Linked DNA regions of Homo sapiens: region 1 is linked to region 2. Evidence: read pairs that join two places in POLR2A ChIA-PET (ENCODE). Cell type or tissue: PC-9. All regions are shown on one strand. Links, peaks and the distances in the headings refer to the core of each region. The heading gives the core; the rest is flanking DNA.

Region 1 (8,334 bases), core at 85-8,084, 120 kb before region 2:
ATCAAGGGAGAGCTTGTTATATATTACTGAGACACTTCAGAGTCAGAGGAACCCTAAATGTGAACTAATTTAAGGTATGGTAAATTAACATTACATTTTCATAAAATGGCTTTAGGAACTTTCTCAGGTGCATGTCTATTGTGTGTCATCACACATTATGCACCTTAGAATTTTGCAGATAAGTGACTGTAAACAAAGCTCTCATTGTCCTTGGGTCACTGATCTCTAGAGAGGAAAACTTTTCCCTAGCAGGGCCAGGAAGCCCATTTCATCGACTCTTTTACATGCAGATCTTCTGTTCATTTCAGCTCCCCTATAGGGCTCTCATATACATTCTCTCACTTGATCTTTCCAATGATAAGAAGAGCTAAACATTAACTTATATGTATCAGGCTGTGGTCTAACATCTCATTTAAGGCTCACAAATGACCCAAGAAGGTATTAGTGTTCTCTGTTTGACAGATGAGGAAACCAAGGCTCAAAAAGTAGGCTGAGGCATGAGAATCGCATTTCAAGTGATTTCATATCTGTCAAACAGAGAACAGTAATACCTTCTTGGGTCATTTGTGAGCCTTAAATGAGATGTTAGAACAGAGCCTGATAAGTAAGTTAACTTTTAGCTCTTCTTATCATTGGAAAGATCAAGTGAGAGAATGTGTATGATCTCGGGACCAGCCCAAGATCATACAACCAGTGTGTGGTAGAGCTCAAATTTTACCCTGTGCAGTCTGATATGTGCCCATTCTTCTGACTGCACTATCTGCCACCTAGGTGGGGTATTATCCCATTTCACAGATAAGAAACCCAAGCTCAGGTTGATTAAGTGACTTGCCTAAATTCACGTTATTGGTGCTGGGACTCTCACCTTGGTCTTCTACCTGTGTGTCAAGATGGACTTTCCAGCCCTCCATGAACCCCCGCTTTTCTTTCAATAGAAGCCTTCCATGAACCCCCACCTTTCTTTCAATAGAAGCCCTCCATGAACCCCCACCTTTCTTTCAATAGAAGCCCTCCATGAATCCCCCTGCCTTTCTTTCAACAGAAGTCTCTTCCTTTCACTCTGCTGAGTGAAGCCCTTCCTGCCCTCAGGCTGGACCATGGCTTCCATGCTGCCCCTCTTTTCAAGGCTGCTTGTCTACAGTGTAAGTGGCTGGGAGGGCCTTTGTTTACTGTGTGTGTGTGTGGAGGGTGGGTAGGGGGGAGTGGAGGGGTTGTGGGTAGGGTGGCAAGTGGGGGAAACACAACATGTAAAATGTTTGCTGTTCTCTCCTGACCTCTAAACTGAGCTTGTAGTTTCCTAAATATCTTCTCTAACTATCTGGAAGTTTCTCTCTAAGCATCTTTAAGACTAAGCTCAAATGCCTTCTCCTCTGTGAAACCTTTGCTGGTGTTCTCCCCTCCCCCACACCCTCTGGTTAAAGTTGATCTCTCCTTTTTTTTTTTTTTTCCTTGAGACAGGGTCCCGCTCTGTCACTCAGGCTGGAGTGCAGTGGCATGATCTGGGCACACTGCAACCTCCACCTCCCAGGTTCAAGCGATTCTCCTGCCTCAGCCTCCCAAGTAGCTGAGATTACAGGCGTGCACCATCACGCCTGGCTAATATTTGCATTTTTAGTAGAAATGGGGTTTCACCATGTTGGCCAGGCTGGTCTCGAACTCCTGGCCTCAAGTGATCCACCTGCCTCGGCCTCCCAAAGTGCTGGGGTTACAGGCATGAGCCACCGCACCTGGCCCTCTCTCTCCCTTTATGCTGCCACCGCACCTCTGTGACAGCATGACTCACAGGGAGGCATTGATGTATGTTTTAGATACCTGCATATGACTGTCATCACAGGAAGAAGGACTGTGTTTGGGTCAGAATAGTGCCTGGCATACAGTAGGTGCCTTTAAGTGCCTGTCAAGTTGCATCGGTTTCACTATGACTTATCCAGTCCCTACTAGGAATGTTGTAAAAGGCACAAGTCCTCTCTGTAAATGGTTATTTCCTGAGAACCCAGTGTTTGGGTTGGACTAAACGAATCTGTAATCATGGCTATAAACTGGAGCTGAGCACAGCCTGTGCCCACCCTAGGGATTTCTGGCCCGAAGGCTCATGGATCTTGGCATCTGTCCCCTGCCTGAAATCCTATGTGCTTTCTTTCTGGGATGATTCATGAAAATGAGGCTCATTATTCTCACACGTGCACCAGGTCAAAAATGTTTGTCATTGTGCTCAGCTCTCAGTAATGTGAAGAACTATTTAGTCAAAATATATTTTTGGACAGGCAGGTATATTAGATTCAACTTTTCCCACATGGTAAACAATATTTGAAAGTGGCTACTATCCTTTGTGATCGGCATATCTTCTTGGGCTCAGCAATATTTCCAAGTCACCCCCACTGCCATGGTTCCCTCTGACAAGCCCAGCCCAGGGAACCCAAGCTTCCTTACTCCGTGTTACTCAGTTCTAGATACCTGGGGTCCGCCACAAGTTTATTGGGGTGGGTGGCGGGAGGGAGGAATTCACTCCAAGATACCATCAGCAAAGGGGAGTTGCTTACTGTACAAATTTAGTGTCCTGTGAAATCTTTAAGGAATTTACCCTGGGTGCTTCAAGAGTATAGAAACATGGTTATTTTTAGAGATTCAGAGTTAAAATTGCTCTGTGATACATTAACATAATAACCCCTTTTTGACACTAACCCTGTGCATCATCTACATCCTGGTTTTGCTGATCGCTCTGTGAACGGTTCCACACACACCCTGTCTCTCACCCCGACTCTGTTCTCCACTCCATGCCCAACCGGTCACCATGCTCTTTCAAAAATAGCTCTTAAATTCATCCTCTTCTCTATGGTCACACTGAACTTCGTTTTGTTCTTCCAGTTGGGCGGTCTATTAAAAGGGTAAGGGCATGTGCTCTGCTATCTACCAGCTGTGTAACCTCAGGCAAGTGACGATTTCTCTGAGCTTCAGTTTCCTCATCTATAAAACAGAGATATTAATAGTACACCTACCTCATGGAATTACTGTGAGGATTAACTGAGATTATTAATACAAAGCAATTAGCAAAGCACTTGGCATACAGCGAGGTGCAGCAAATAGTTAACAGTAATTACCATTGTCATCAGTGCAGTAGTTAACAGTAATTACCATTGTCATCAGTGCAGTAAATAGTTAACAGTAATTACCATTGTCATCAGTGCTGTAAATAGTCAACAGTAATTACCATTGTCATCGTTATCATTATCATCATTCCTTGAATACTCCATACTTTGTCACATGGACAAAGCCTGGAATGTTGTTAACCTCCTGTTCACCTAGTTGATTATGTACCCTTTAGATTTTTACTTTAAAAGTAAGTTCCTAGAGGGAAACTTTTTTTTTTTTGTTTTTTGAGACAGGGTCTGGTTCTGTCGCTCAGGCTCCAGGCTGCAGTGCAGTGGTGCAATCTCAGCTCACTGAAACTTCTCCCGGCTGGGGTCAAGCCATCCTCCCACCTCAGCCTCCTGAGTAGCTGGGACTACAGGTGGACGCCACCACGCCTGGCTAATTTTTATATTTTTTGTAGAGATGGGGCTTTCGTTATATTGCCCAGGCTGGTCTTCAACTCTTGAGCTCAAGTCATCCACTTGCCTTGGCCTCCCAAAGTGCTGGGGTTACAGGCGTGAGCCACTGCCCAGCCAAGGGGAATCATTTTCTAAGCTCTCTCTTCCCCCCACTTCCCCAGTTCCCCCAACCTTACACCAAAATCAGGTTAGGTGCTCATTTTCTGTGCATCATTCCCTTAGCAACCTACACTTCCTTACGATCCCACCCATCATGTTGTATTATAATAGGCTGCTTCCCATCTGTCTTTCCCGCTAGACTGCAAGCTCCTTGAGTACATTCTATGTGCCTGGCCCTTGGTGATTAATTGCTGAAGGAATGAAAGAACAAAAGACTACAATTACATAGCCATTTCTACTTGTGGAACTGCTCTTGAGCTTTGTTTTCTCTTCATCTTCAGGACTAACTTTAAATATCACTCTCCACCCATATGTTTAAGTCTACAGGTTTCTAGGCCCTTGGTGAGTGAAGAGCAGTTCATTACGAAATGACCTCCAAGAACAAGGCTCAGCATTCTCTGAAATCTCATGAAGCAGTGTAACCAGCTCTCAAGTATCTTCCTGTGAACTAGCCACAGGGTATTTGATCTTATCCTTTGCTTAGCCAGTGCCCTTCCTGCTTTGTCACTGTATGCTTAGGAAAGGTGAAATCATTTTAACACAAAGCTGAATACAACAGTCTCCAAAGCAATGTATATTAAACTATAACACATTATTTCTCTTTCACGATATGGATAGGGCAGTTAGAATTGACTGTATTTGTGTATAGGACAGAAGATACGAATTCACTTTTACTCATATATTGTCTCATTGTTAGTCTGTTGGGAATCAAGTAAATTTTCCACTTTATATTTATTTATTTATTTATTTGTATTTTTAGTAGAGACAGGGTTTCACCATCTTGGCCAGGCGGTCTTGAACTCCTGACCTCATGAACCACCCGCCTCAGCCTCCCAAACTGCTGGGATCACAGGTGTGAGCCACCGTGCCTGGCCATGTTTCCAGTTTTAAATGGAAATCACTTAACATCTTTGAGAAATCCAGAAGGGGAAGCTGTTGTTCATCCTGAACCCCTCTTCCTCTAAAGATGCCCTCACCTCTTTGCAACCATTCTTACATGGGTATATTCCCAACTGGCGAGTCAGCCCCAGTGTGCTTGACTTGCCTTAATCCCCACTCTGTCCATATCTCTCCAGGTTCTATAAAGCACTGGAAAGGTGATGCCACTATTGATCGTCACCCATTGACACTCCTAATTTGGGGCTGCTGCTTATTGTCTCCAATTTTGTACCTCAGTTTCCCTTACCAAGGATAATTCATGTTTTCATGATCCCCACTGCCTTGGACAGAAGTGCTCAACTGGCCTGGCATAAGTTCTACAGAGTTCAGGCCCTCTCTGTCATGATTAAGAGTCTGTTGAAGAGATCTTCTGCCTTGAGTGGCTCTGCAGGCCTAGAGTTGGGAAAGGGGCTAGAGTTGAGGGTTCTCTGAAGTAGGGATCTGTGCACCCAAAGGGAAGGTTGGCAGGGAGAATTTTAGTGGGTTTCTCAGTCAGAGCATGAGGTGACCATTTCTGGAGAGATTCAGAGACCCTGGATGAGGTACTATGACTCTAGGGACTTGGTAAGTTTCTGTAAACTCGGTTACTTCCATGTGGTGGTGGTTGTGTTGCCTCTTGACAATTTCCCTGTAGTGATCAAGAAAAGACAGAGAGAGAGACCCCAAGAGACCCTCTATAACACGAAGGACCTGTGAGCTTATGGGGGTGAGGTGGCAAAGAGACGAAATGCTGGGCAAACTTCAAGACTAACAAATCACTGGGTGATAAGCTGGTGGCTATACAGAATGACAGATGTAGGAGGCAGGCTGAGTCTGGAGATGGGAGCTTGTCTGTACTGAAAAGGGTCCCAACATACAGGTTCCCTGCCAGATAGCAAAACTTTTCTAACAGCAAAGAAAAACAAAGGACTAAAGCTGTCTTGAGGCAAGGAAGAAGGAAGAATAAGGTATATGTTTTACCAAGTGAGAAAAGACACAAGGGGAAAATTCTGAGAGGCAGCAGGTGTGATCCAGATGTTTTTCAGCAAGCAAATGAAAGAATTTGAAAAGTAAGCTATAAAATCCTCTGAGTGCATAGAAACAGCCTGCCTTACTCTGGCTGAGGATGAAAAGATCTGCAAATTGCATAGATGCCTAGAAAATCACAGAAACTGCTGGCTGCTAATCCAATATGCATTTTCCTTCCTACTTCCTAACAGCAACATGATTCTGTTCAGGAATTTACTCTTCTTCATGGAGTCATTTTGCTTTATGGGAAGCTGACCCTCTCACCAACCCCAGGGAATAGTTTAATCCCATAATGACAATCCCTTTCCCAAAGTGATTCTTTTAGAAAGGGACTTCCTTCCAGATTTGTCAATGAGATAATAGAGAAGACTGGTGAAAGGCTTCTGGGTTTATTCCTAAGAAAGGAACATGGCAAGAAACAGTCCCTTTCTTCCTCTAGGTATTGTCCTGTCTGGAGGGGATCCCAGGAACTACCAGCCATTTGCCACAATCCTGATGATGAAGTTAACATACAATGTGGCCAGAGGCAAGGAAGTTGTAGACTCGCTGAGCTAGAGCCCTGCTGTGCCATACCAGGAGCAGCTCTACCTCTGGACTTAATTAAGTCCCATTGAGTTGGGGCTTTATTTTGTCTGTAGCCCAAGGAATCCCAATTGGCAGAGAAGGCTCCAGCCTTCTCTGGGCTCTCTAAGATTGGGTACACTTGGCCTCACTCAGGGCATCTTCCTGGTTCAAGAATTTTGCAAACAGGTTCTGAAATCTTTGTGGGTTTCAGACTCCCATTCATTTCCCTTAAAACTTAATTTGCTTTCCACTGCATTTTGGGGATAAAAATGGGAGGAAGGAAAGTAAAATGGGGAAAATTTCCTGAGAGATCCCTGAAGCCAAGAGGAAAATCGACAAACTTACTTTTCCAAAAGTGCAGGCAGTGCTGAAGTGACAGGTAGGCTGCCTTTCCCATTGGGTGATTCCGACTGAGTGAAAAACAGAAGACAGAGAATTGAGGATGCGCTATGGAAGGAAGAAGCCAGAGCTGCTGGATTTCTGATGATGCTGGGAGCGGGGCTGCTGCTTCTCCTCTTTCCTCCATGCCCCCACTTTCCAATCTTCATCTGAGCCCAGGACTTGGCCCTTTCCCTCAGGCCTTCCCTGTCCTCCTTTCCTCTAGGGCACATGCAGCTTCCTCCTTTTCCTTCACCTCTGCTAAGTTTCCTTAAGTGAAGAGGAAAGTTTACATCTTGAGGCTCCATTCTGGAGAGGAGCCATCAGTTTTTCTCTGTCCCGTTTAGCAACTGTGACTGAACACCAGTGGGCCTCCTACAAATGCAGGTCTCAGGCTCCTTACAATAGATTCACACAAGCCCATCACTGTCCCTAGAGACATAGCTCCAGGTACAATTCTCAGGAGATGCAAATCACTACTGAAAGCTCAAACCATCAGAAATTTCTTTACAATACGTTCCCCAGGATTTCCAGGTTGTGTTGTTGCAATGGATTTGGTTTAAGTAATGGTTCTCAATGTTGGCTGCACATTAGAATCACCTGGGGGAGGTTTTAAAAAAGTATCGATCCACTCCAGAATCTTGGTGTGGGGCCTGGGGGAATAATGGTTTAAAAGTACCCTGTGTGGTTTTTAATCTATGGCCCTGATTGCCAACCCCTAGTCTAAAGGAATATATATTTGGAAAATAAATTTATGCTTTTAGGCAAAGTATGGGAAATAGATCTGTTAAAATACACTAACCAGTCCTCTCCAACATTCTTAAACATTTTTTTCAGGTTGTTTTATTTTAGTGGGTAATTTGGGAATTTAGGTTGATTTCATAGACGACTGAAATGCTTGAGGCAGGAAGCAGTGAATACCACTCATTGGTATTACATAGAGCTTGAATTTCCAGTTGCTTACACAATCAGATTGTTTCCTTATAGGGTAGTGCTAGTCATAGGCAGGGGATAGAGAAACCACTGAAGAAAGAATTAGAGAGAATTAGCCAGATGCACAAAGGCCTGGGATACAGAAAATATTTTGTTATATCCAAACGTCTTTGTCTAAAAGAAATGGAAATGTATTTTTCCTGATTATTACCAATACATTCTTATTATAGAAATATAAAAAGGCATCAGGAAGAAAATAAAAATGAACTATTTTACCATTGCCTAGAGATAACCATTATTAGCTGTTTCACATATCTTCTACCAGAAATTTCTATGTCTACACACAGAAACACACTCTTTTAAAAAGTACAAAACAGAATTATACTGTTTATACACTAGGTTTTGTATATTCTATTTTACTTGCTTTTGATTCATAATAAATTATGGATAATTCTACAGAAACCCCTTATAGGAATATCCATTTGCTTAACCAATCTCTTATTAGTGAACATGGAGTTGTTTCCCACTTTTCATTATTATGAACAATGCTACAATGAACTGAGGCAGGAGAACAATGGGTTGAAGAACTCAGGCTGTGGAATCAGAGAACCTAGGGTTCAAAGCTGTTCTACCACCTATCACACATTACAAACTTCAGCTACTTAAGCCCACTGCAGAGTAGAAAAAAATTGTAACCACCTTGGCAGATTGTGGTGTAAGCACAAAAAGAGTTATCATTTGCAAAGAACGCTGAGCTGCCAACACCATGCTGAGGGCAGTGGGACTTCCCAGAGTAGTAGAATAC
Region 2 (8,334 bases), core at 204-8,203:
CACCCTACCAATACATTCAAAGAACAGATAGGAATCAGTATCTCAGCCTGTCTTTACCCCATTCGTAGCCCATGAGAATGCTGGAGCACACCAAAGAGAAACTCAGTATTGCACACCTATCGTCTGATGTTAGAACTTTATTTTTTTTTCTTTCATTATTATTATTATTATTATTATTTTACATGGACAATGGTCAGTGGCCTAATATTGGGGCTTTTCTGCCTCCTCTACCTGGTTGTGAGGTCCTCAAAGATAAGGACCCAGGCAATGCATCTTTATAATAATAATAGTAACAGCAATGACAACAGTGATGTATTGATTATTTATTATGAGCCAGGCACTGGGCTAAGCCCCTCATATGGATAATCTCATCCGATCCTCACTAAAGCCCTACAAGGCAGGCATGTTGTTGTTATGAATATCAACCCATTCTAAAGGTGAGGAAACTAAGGGTTGGGGATGATAAGTAATTTGACCAAGGTTACAGCTGTCAGAATGCAAGCTTAGATTTTAATTCAGTTAGTCAAATTCTAGAACCAGCACCCAAAACCAGTGGCTCACACTGCCTCCTGATGCAATAGCCCCAGTGCCTAGTTTAACATCTAATACATGTTAAGTGAAAATGTTGGCTGAATTAAACTGGGAAGAATAAAAAATCTAGTTACTGGGCATGGAGAGATAGGTTCCAGGTCTTTGAAGGGAGATCTGAGCTGAATTGTGCATGGAGAAAATGAGTCAATAGGGAACACCAGAGGGAACACCTCAAGAACACCAGAAACAGCATGGGAACACAGGAATTGAAATCACATCCTTGCTAAGTAAGAGGAGAGGCCCAGGTGCAGCCAGTTTGGGGTCTGAGTGAATAGAGCCAATGGCTACTTGCCTGCTGGGCTCTGCTTGGTTCTAGGCACAGACCAGGCCAGGCAAGGATGAAATGAGGTATGGACTCTGCCCACAAGGAAACCTCTACCCAGCCTGCCCATACGAAGATGGGGCAGGGCTGGGAATGCTACAAAAGCTGTAGAAGCTCAGAAGCTGTAGAAGCGGAGCTTCTGGGAAAAAGAGGTCTCTGGCTCCCGGAGTGGTCAGGAATGGCTTCATGACAGAGGGAGAAGCTTCAGTGGGGCCTTGAGTGTTGAGTTGAATAGGGAAAATCAAGGGAGGAGGAAGGGATTCCAGATTGGGCCAGCTGGGTGAGCGGACTCTGCTGGACCCAATAGCAGAATTGATGGGGAGAGTGCAGGATTCTTTGAGTTGCAAAGAACAGAAATCAACTCTGGCTGGCTCAAGTGTTAAAGGGGCCTGTGCCAATGATAACTGAACCCCCACAGAACCCAGGACTGGTAATTAAGTACACCCAGACCTTGAGGGAGCAGAGGGCTGTCAGGAACTGAAGCCCTTACTCTGTTAATCTGTGTGAATGTCTGCGTCCCTGTCTCCCACACACCATGTGATCTCACAGGCCATGTAATCTCTCTCTCTCTCCCCCTTCTCTCTGAGAATCCATTTTCTCCTCCTCCTCCTCCTCCTCTTCCTCCTCCTCTTCCTACCTCTTCTCCGGCTTTTTCTGCACACTCACATTGCTATGGCCCATCATGGCCTCTCAGCTCTAGCCTTCTCCTGCCCCGACCCTCTGACAGCTATCTCCTGTTTCAGATTAAAAAAAAGACCTGGTTTGTCTGTTTAAGCCAAGTCTCCAAAGTTACTAGCTACCTTTAAGGCAGATATCCCTCTCTGACCAGATAGCCATATCTTGGACCACGTGATAAACAGGGTGGCCGTAGGTGGGATAGGCAATAAAATATGTTAGAGAAAAGGAGCGAGGAAAGGACCTCGCATTTACTAAGCTCCTGGTATGAGCTAAGAACTGTGCCAGGTGACCTGCATTATGTGATTTAATGGCCCAGTGAGATTGATTTTATTATTCCTATTTTACAAATGAAGACACTGAAGAGAAGTTAAGCAATTTGCCCAGTCACAAAAGTAGAAGGTAGCTGAGCTAGAATTCAAATTGAAATCTGTCCAACTGCAAAGTCAATGTTCTTTCCACAGAACCACTCAGCCAGGGAATGGGGGTTATTCAAGCTAGTTAAAACCATTGAACTTAGTCTAAGGAGACCACAGGGTTCAAACCTTGCAGCTTACAGGTATTTGCTGTGGCAGACCTTCTTAACATTTTTAGGGTCCCATAACTCTGAGAATCTGACAAAAAGCTATGAATCTCCTCCCCAGAAAAATACACACATGCCTATACCATTTGGCCTGTGCTTTCATGGGATTTACAGACCTCCTGAGGCTCATCCACTGGCCCGCACCTAAAAGTCTTTGCTCTACAGCATCCCTGACTATTGATTAACTTATCCTCCATTTGAGAGAAAGGGCGAGAGAGCTCATTCCTTTATGTTAAGCCCATTCCAACCATAAAAACTTCTATGTCACTTTCTCTCCTTTAGTTCTCTCTAAGGAGTAATACAGAACCAATCTCCCTCATTCCCTGGCAAATATCTAAAGACAGTGACTACAGCATGCCCAAGGCTCCAGCTGAAGCCAAACTCCTGTTGTTTGTTTAAAACCTGTCCCATGCGGGTCTCTTCCACTGAACACCACACACTTTGCCAAAGTCCCTCTCATAATGCAATGCCTGGAATAGCATCGTGGACTGCTTGTGTCATCCAACCAGCATCCTCTTTATTCAGGGGATTCTGATTTCCTATGGCCAGTACACTAGACTACTTTGATTGTGTTTGCTCTTGTATCAGCCATGTCATTACTTGGCTCATGGGAAATCTATGGTCCACTGAGACCCTAAGATCTTTATCACAGGAGTTGAGCTATCCCTACTTTGCCCTTTCCTAAACTATCCTGAGAAACACTGTGTTTCAGCCTGTTCTTCAAACACAGGATTTTTATGCTGGTGCCATGACACAACAGATTGTTTATCTCACTAAGGAAGAGTCAAATCTTTCTCAGATTCTCCCTTCTGGCTTCACATAGTTTTTCTGTTAAATGGAAAAAAGAAAGAGATGTGGAGCAGAAAAGGATTTCTGAGGTTTTCACGTTGACATTCCACCATTAGATGAATGCTAACAAAAGCTCGATTTCACTAATCCTAAAAGGAACTTGATCTCCAGATGCACTGGCCTTGCTGGTTCAATGCCTGCACCACGAGGCCTTCTTCCACAGCCCAGAGTTGGGTGTTTTTTTCTTTTTAAAAGTCTTTGAAGTTAAAAAGTGCACATATTACTTTTAAAGAGCAAACCCAAAAGAAGCTTTGTAAGCAGATTTGTTCAAGTGAAGGCTAACCGAATTAAAGAAAGAAAAAGAAGGAGGAGGAGGAGTGGGGGAAGGAAGGATGTATCTGTTCCTCATCTCTCTCATGTGCAACACTTGGCAGCTCCAGGGCTTGGGCCCCAGACCCAGATTCTTTTCTATCCTCACTCTCAAGATGATGTTATTCAAGCTCATGATTTTCAATACCATCTGTATTCCGAAAACTCTCCAACGTTTATGTCCAGCTTGGACCTCTCCCTTAACTCCAAAGTCATACGCCCAGGTGCTATTTTACTCAATACATTTTCGGGGCATCTTATAGACATTTCTAACACGTGTCCAACCCCTAATACCTGCTTTTCCCTCAGTCTTCTCCATTTCAGTCAATGGCAAGTCCATCCTTCAAGTAGCTCAGGCACAAAACATGAGTCATTTGTGATTTTCCTCCAGTTCCCCACGCAACCCACAGGGAACTCATCAAAAAGTCCTTTTGCTCTACCTTAGAAATATATCCAGAATCTGACCATTTCTTACCATCTTTACTAGTGTAAGCAACCACAATTTCTTGCCACGTAATCAACACAATTGCTTCCTAAGTGCTCCCCTGCCCCCACAGAGCAGGCAGAGTGATTCTTTTATTTGTTTATTTATTTTGAGACAGGATCTCACTCTGTTGCCCAGGCTGGAGTGCAATGGTGACGTTCACTGCAGCCTCAACCTCCCTGGGCTCAAGTGATCCTCCCACCTCAGCCTCCCAAGTAGCTGGGACTATAGGCATGTGCCACCATGGCCGGCCAATTTTTATATTTTTAGTAGAGATGGTTGTTTCCTCCTGCTTCAGCTTCACAAAGTGCTGGGATTATGTGCCTGGCCTGATTCTTTTCCATTATGAGTTAGATCATGTCACTCCCTGCTCCTAAACTTCTTTTTTTTTTTTTTTTTTGAGATGGAGTCTCACTCTGTCACAGGCTGGAGTGCAGTGGCGCAAGCTCAGCTTACTGCAACCTCTGCCTCCTAGGTTCAAGCAATTCTCCTGCCTCAGCCTCCCGAGTAAGTGGAATTACAGGCACCCACCATCATACCTGGCTATATTTTGTATTTTTTAGTAGAGATGGGATTTTACCACGTTGGCCAGGCTGGTCTCGAACTCCTGACCACAAGTGATCTGCCTGTCTCGGCCTCCCAAAGAGCTGGGATTACAGACGTCAGCCACCGCATCCGGCCCCTGCTCATAACCTTCTAATAGCTTCCCACATCACTCAGTATGAAAAGCCAGCATCTTTTCCATGGCTTAAGAGGCCCTACATGATCTAATCCTGGTTTCCTGGACTTTATCTCCAGTCTCACTCCTCACTGCTCTTCCAAGTGATCTTCCACTCCCAGGACATTTGCACTTACTGTTCCCCTGCCTGGAATACTCTTCCCCAGTTATTATCTGCTGGGCTCACTCCCTCCATGTTCTTGAGTCTCTGTTCAAATGTCACCTTATGCAGGGTCACCTTCCATGACCATCCAATCTAAAGTATCACTTTCTACCCTGTCACTCCATCCCCTCTTTTATTCCTTTATAGCACTTATTGCTATCTAATATGTTACATATTTGTTTGTCTGTTGTCTATATTCTGCCTCAAGAATGTGAAAGCAGGAACTTTGTTTTGTCAGCTGTTGTATTCCTGGTGCCCACAACAGCACATAGGTAAACACTCAGTAAATGTTTCTTGACTGACTGACTGAATGAATTAATGAATTTATTGAGTACCTACTAAGTGTCATTATGAGTCACATTTTATAAATTAGTCAACTGAGGTTCAAAGATCTCATAGATGGTGAAAGCCAAGATTTGAACCCGTATCTAAGGATGATAACAGTGTTGGATCTGGATAGGATCATATGACCGCCCCCCTACCCCATCAGAATCTGAGATGCTGTGTCTGTTCTCGGGCTTGGGTATACCTGAGACCCTATCCCACTCACATGGCCTGAAGATTGTCCCTCTCAAAGCCAGCCTACCATGACAGATGGCACTCTCCTTCTACTTGACAGACAAGCTCTTGAGGTCCTGCATGGCTCGTGGCTTTTGGGATCATGGTTTCTTCAGGGGCCACGCGAGTGAGAGCATTCCCAGGGTCCTGCTTAGCCTCAGGTCAGACTCCTATGATTCCAGGATGCTCCAGGTCCTGGTTGGATGGCATGAAGACCACCTCTCCAGGATCCATCCCACCTGACCCACATTAATCCCTGTCTGATCCCAGGCTGTGACCTGCCTTATGCAGGAGTGCCCCTGCCCTACAAAGGTGCTCAACCCTTGGCATTTAGTCCCTGCCATGGAATCTGAATGCAAATCTTATACATTTTTAAGCTCTTTGGGTTTAATTCCTCCAAAAATTTCACAATGAAACTAGAATATTTGAAGAACTCTCACCCAGAAGGAAAATACACACATATGAAGCACCCACATGCGTCTGCCTTATTGGCACACTGATCCCTTATTATTTTCATATTATTAATTCATGCAGGCATTTATTCATCCCACAAGCATTTTCTGAGGGTCTCCTTCATGGACTAAGCCCTTGTGCTGGGTGCTAGGCATGGGGCACAAATTAGACATACTCCCTGCCTCAGGTTTATAGTCTAACAGGGGAGACCACCATCATCATCACCATCCCATCATCATCACTGTAGCCAACATTCAAATGCTACTTCTAGTGCTGGGTACTGTTCTGAGTATTTATATATATTAAGCTGTTTCACCACATGTTAATTCTGTAAGTTAAATGCTATTCTTATCTTCATTTTACAGATGAGGAAACTGACACCTAGAGGGTAGTGACTTATGCAAGGTCATGTAAGTGGCAAAGTTAGAATTTGAACACAGATAGTTTAGCTCCAGAGCTCATATTCTCTTCCACTCTACCTTAATTCCAAAAATCAAGTGTGAGTATTTATGCTGACATGCAGCTACAGACACAAAGATTTTCAGAGCCACATTTCAGAGTCCAATGGGAAAGTCATAAACATTGAAGGAAACCAGTCAGCCAGTCTTTCAGCTTCTGAGACATGCCCTCGAAAAACATCTCTCCTTTGGTGCTAAAGATGAACATCTTGGACACAAGCAGAAGTTGAAGAGGGAGATAGGAAGAGGAACAGAGGAGAAAAGGAAAACAAGCAAATATCAAAGACTTACTTTGTATAATACCAGATACCATAGAGGGCAATTTATATACATCATCTACTCTCAAAGCATATTCACAAAAAGAGTTTGGTCTGCATTTTCCTGTTAAGATAATGAAACTTAGAGAATTGAAATGCCTTATCCAAGATCATACGGGTGCTGTATGGTAGGGCTAGGCCTCAACACCCCAAGGCCCATCTCTTTCCTTTAATCCAGTTACTGACACTGAATTCAATTCTTTCCCCAAGAAATTCATTTCCAAAAGCTATCTAATCAAGTCAATGCAATCTAACGCCAAGGTCATATAAAGAGATTTTAACAAAATCAATAGTTAAGGACAAAGAAAAAGTAAGCATTCCACTTCTGCAGGTCAGTCTTCTTGACAACAGCTTACCTGGCCAATTTATTCCATTCAATCAGTAAAGCCATCCAACTCACGGTTTGGTATGTCAGGAAGAGACTTTTCATTGAGGTGTTCCGGGACCATGTGAGAGGAAGACCAAACAGGACCACATTTTCTCCCTTTCCTTGGGACACTGGGGCCTGTACTGTTGTTTATTTATTTTTTACATCATGCTAAGTGCAATGTTCCACAGCCTCACTACCTCTTTTATTTCAACAATGACAAAAATCGCACAAATATCTGAGCACATCTTTCAAACATGAAGAAATATCTATGCTTCAGAATTCACAAATGCCCCATACAAATCATTTGTTTTTGTAACCTTGAACTTTCCCATTTAAAATAAACCATGCACTAGACAAAGAATTCACTTTGGATCTGAGCCTTCCTTTGTGATCTTCCTTCCTTCTTCTAGAGTAGAAGAAAAAGATATCTTCGCAAAGCATCTAAGCCTGCTTTAGATTCTCCAAAAGTTAGTTTTTAAAAAAAAAAATCTTTTTTTTTTTAATAGAGATAGGATCTCGCTATGTTGCCTAGACTGATCTCTTTTCTTTTTCTTTTTTTTTTTTTTTTGAGATGGAGTCTCACCCTGTCGCCCAGGCTGGAGTGCAGTGGCGCGATCTCGGCTCATTGCAGGCTCCGCCTCTCGGGTTCACGCCGTTCTCCTGCCTCAGCCTCACGAGTACCTGGGACTATAGGCGCCCGCCACTGCGCCCAGCTAATTTTTTGTATTTTTAGTAGAGACGGAGTTTCACCGTGGTCTCAATCTCCTGACCTCGTGATCCGCCCGCCTGGGCCTCCCAAAGTGCTGGGATTACAGGCGTGAGCCACTGCGCCCGGCCACCTAGGCTGGTCTCAAACTCCTGGTGTCAAGTGATCTTTCTGCCTTGGCCTTCCAGAGTGCTGGCGTGAGCCGCCATGCCTGGCCCAAAAGCTAGCTTTGAGGGTGCTAGAGACCTCCCTCAGCTTTCACGGACAGGAATAATGCCTGTTTTTTTTTCTGAATGTTTAAGCATCCTGGGATTGGAAAACTGCAGGGCAGAACTCTGGGGACACAGCACCTAGGTGGTGGGTTCCTTGAGAGCAGCAAGGGCCTGAGGAGAGTGGGTAACCCCCTCAAAGGTGTATAGACTTTGGCAGCCACTTTGGCTCTGCACGTAAGCTGTCACCCCATGGCCCAGAGATTACCTGCCTGTGTTTCAAATGTGGATGTAGAGGGGTGGGGTGGGAATTCTGGTGGGCTAAAAATGTGGTGTGAGCCAAACAGGCTATGAAAAAAAATAGTGTTTGCTATTAAGCAAGACACGCTCAGACTACAAAAGGCAACGAAGTGGGGTTCACCAAAGCAGAACCAGGCTTAATACCAGCTTGAGAGTGAGCTCCAAACACACCAGAGAGCACAGAGAAAAGCAGGATGGGATCTCAGGGGCTACAGCCACAGGGACTTCCCAGGAAGAGGAAGAGTGGAGATCTACAGGGTCAGTGGAGG

Evidence for each region. Peaks named below come from ENCODE experiments on the same cell type or tissue, not always from the same donor. Only the 100,000 strongest peaks of a DNase experiment are listed, where the experiment ranks them.
Region 1: POLR2A ChIA-PET joins it to region 2 with 9 read pairs; 2 of 35 experiments call an interaction of 5 or more read pairs at or near these places.

The regions. Positions count from the first base shown.
Region 1 is chr11:10,584,985-10,593,318 of GRCh38, forward strand. It overlaps IRAG1 (inositol 1,4,5-triphosphate receptor associated 1), which reads right to left. Exons shown (of 21, transcript NM_130385.4): 18 at 6,564-6,628. It overlaps IRAG1-AS1 (IRAG1 antisense RNA 1), which reads left to right. Exons shown (of 4, transcript NR_046375.1): 2 at 4,028-4,166. Among named protein-coding and RNA genes, the nearest start is that of LYVE1, 20 kb to the left of the region's middle. In PC-9, for the core only: no CTCF peak of the experiment used is centred there; DNase peaks (open chromatin) are centred at 1,797, 4,167 and 7,547; H3K27ac peaks cover 4,390 bases.
Region 2 is chr11:10,706,859-10,715,192 of GRCh38, forward strand. No RefSeq gene overlaps it. Among named protein-coding and RNA genes, the nearest start is that of IRAG1, 17 kb to the left of the region's middle. In PC-9, for the core only: no CTCF peak of the experiment used is centred there; no DNase peak of the experiment used is centred there.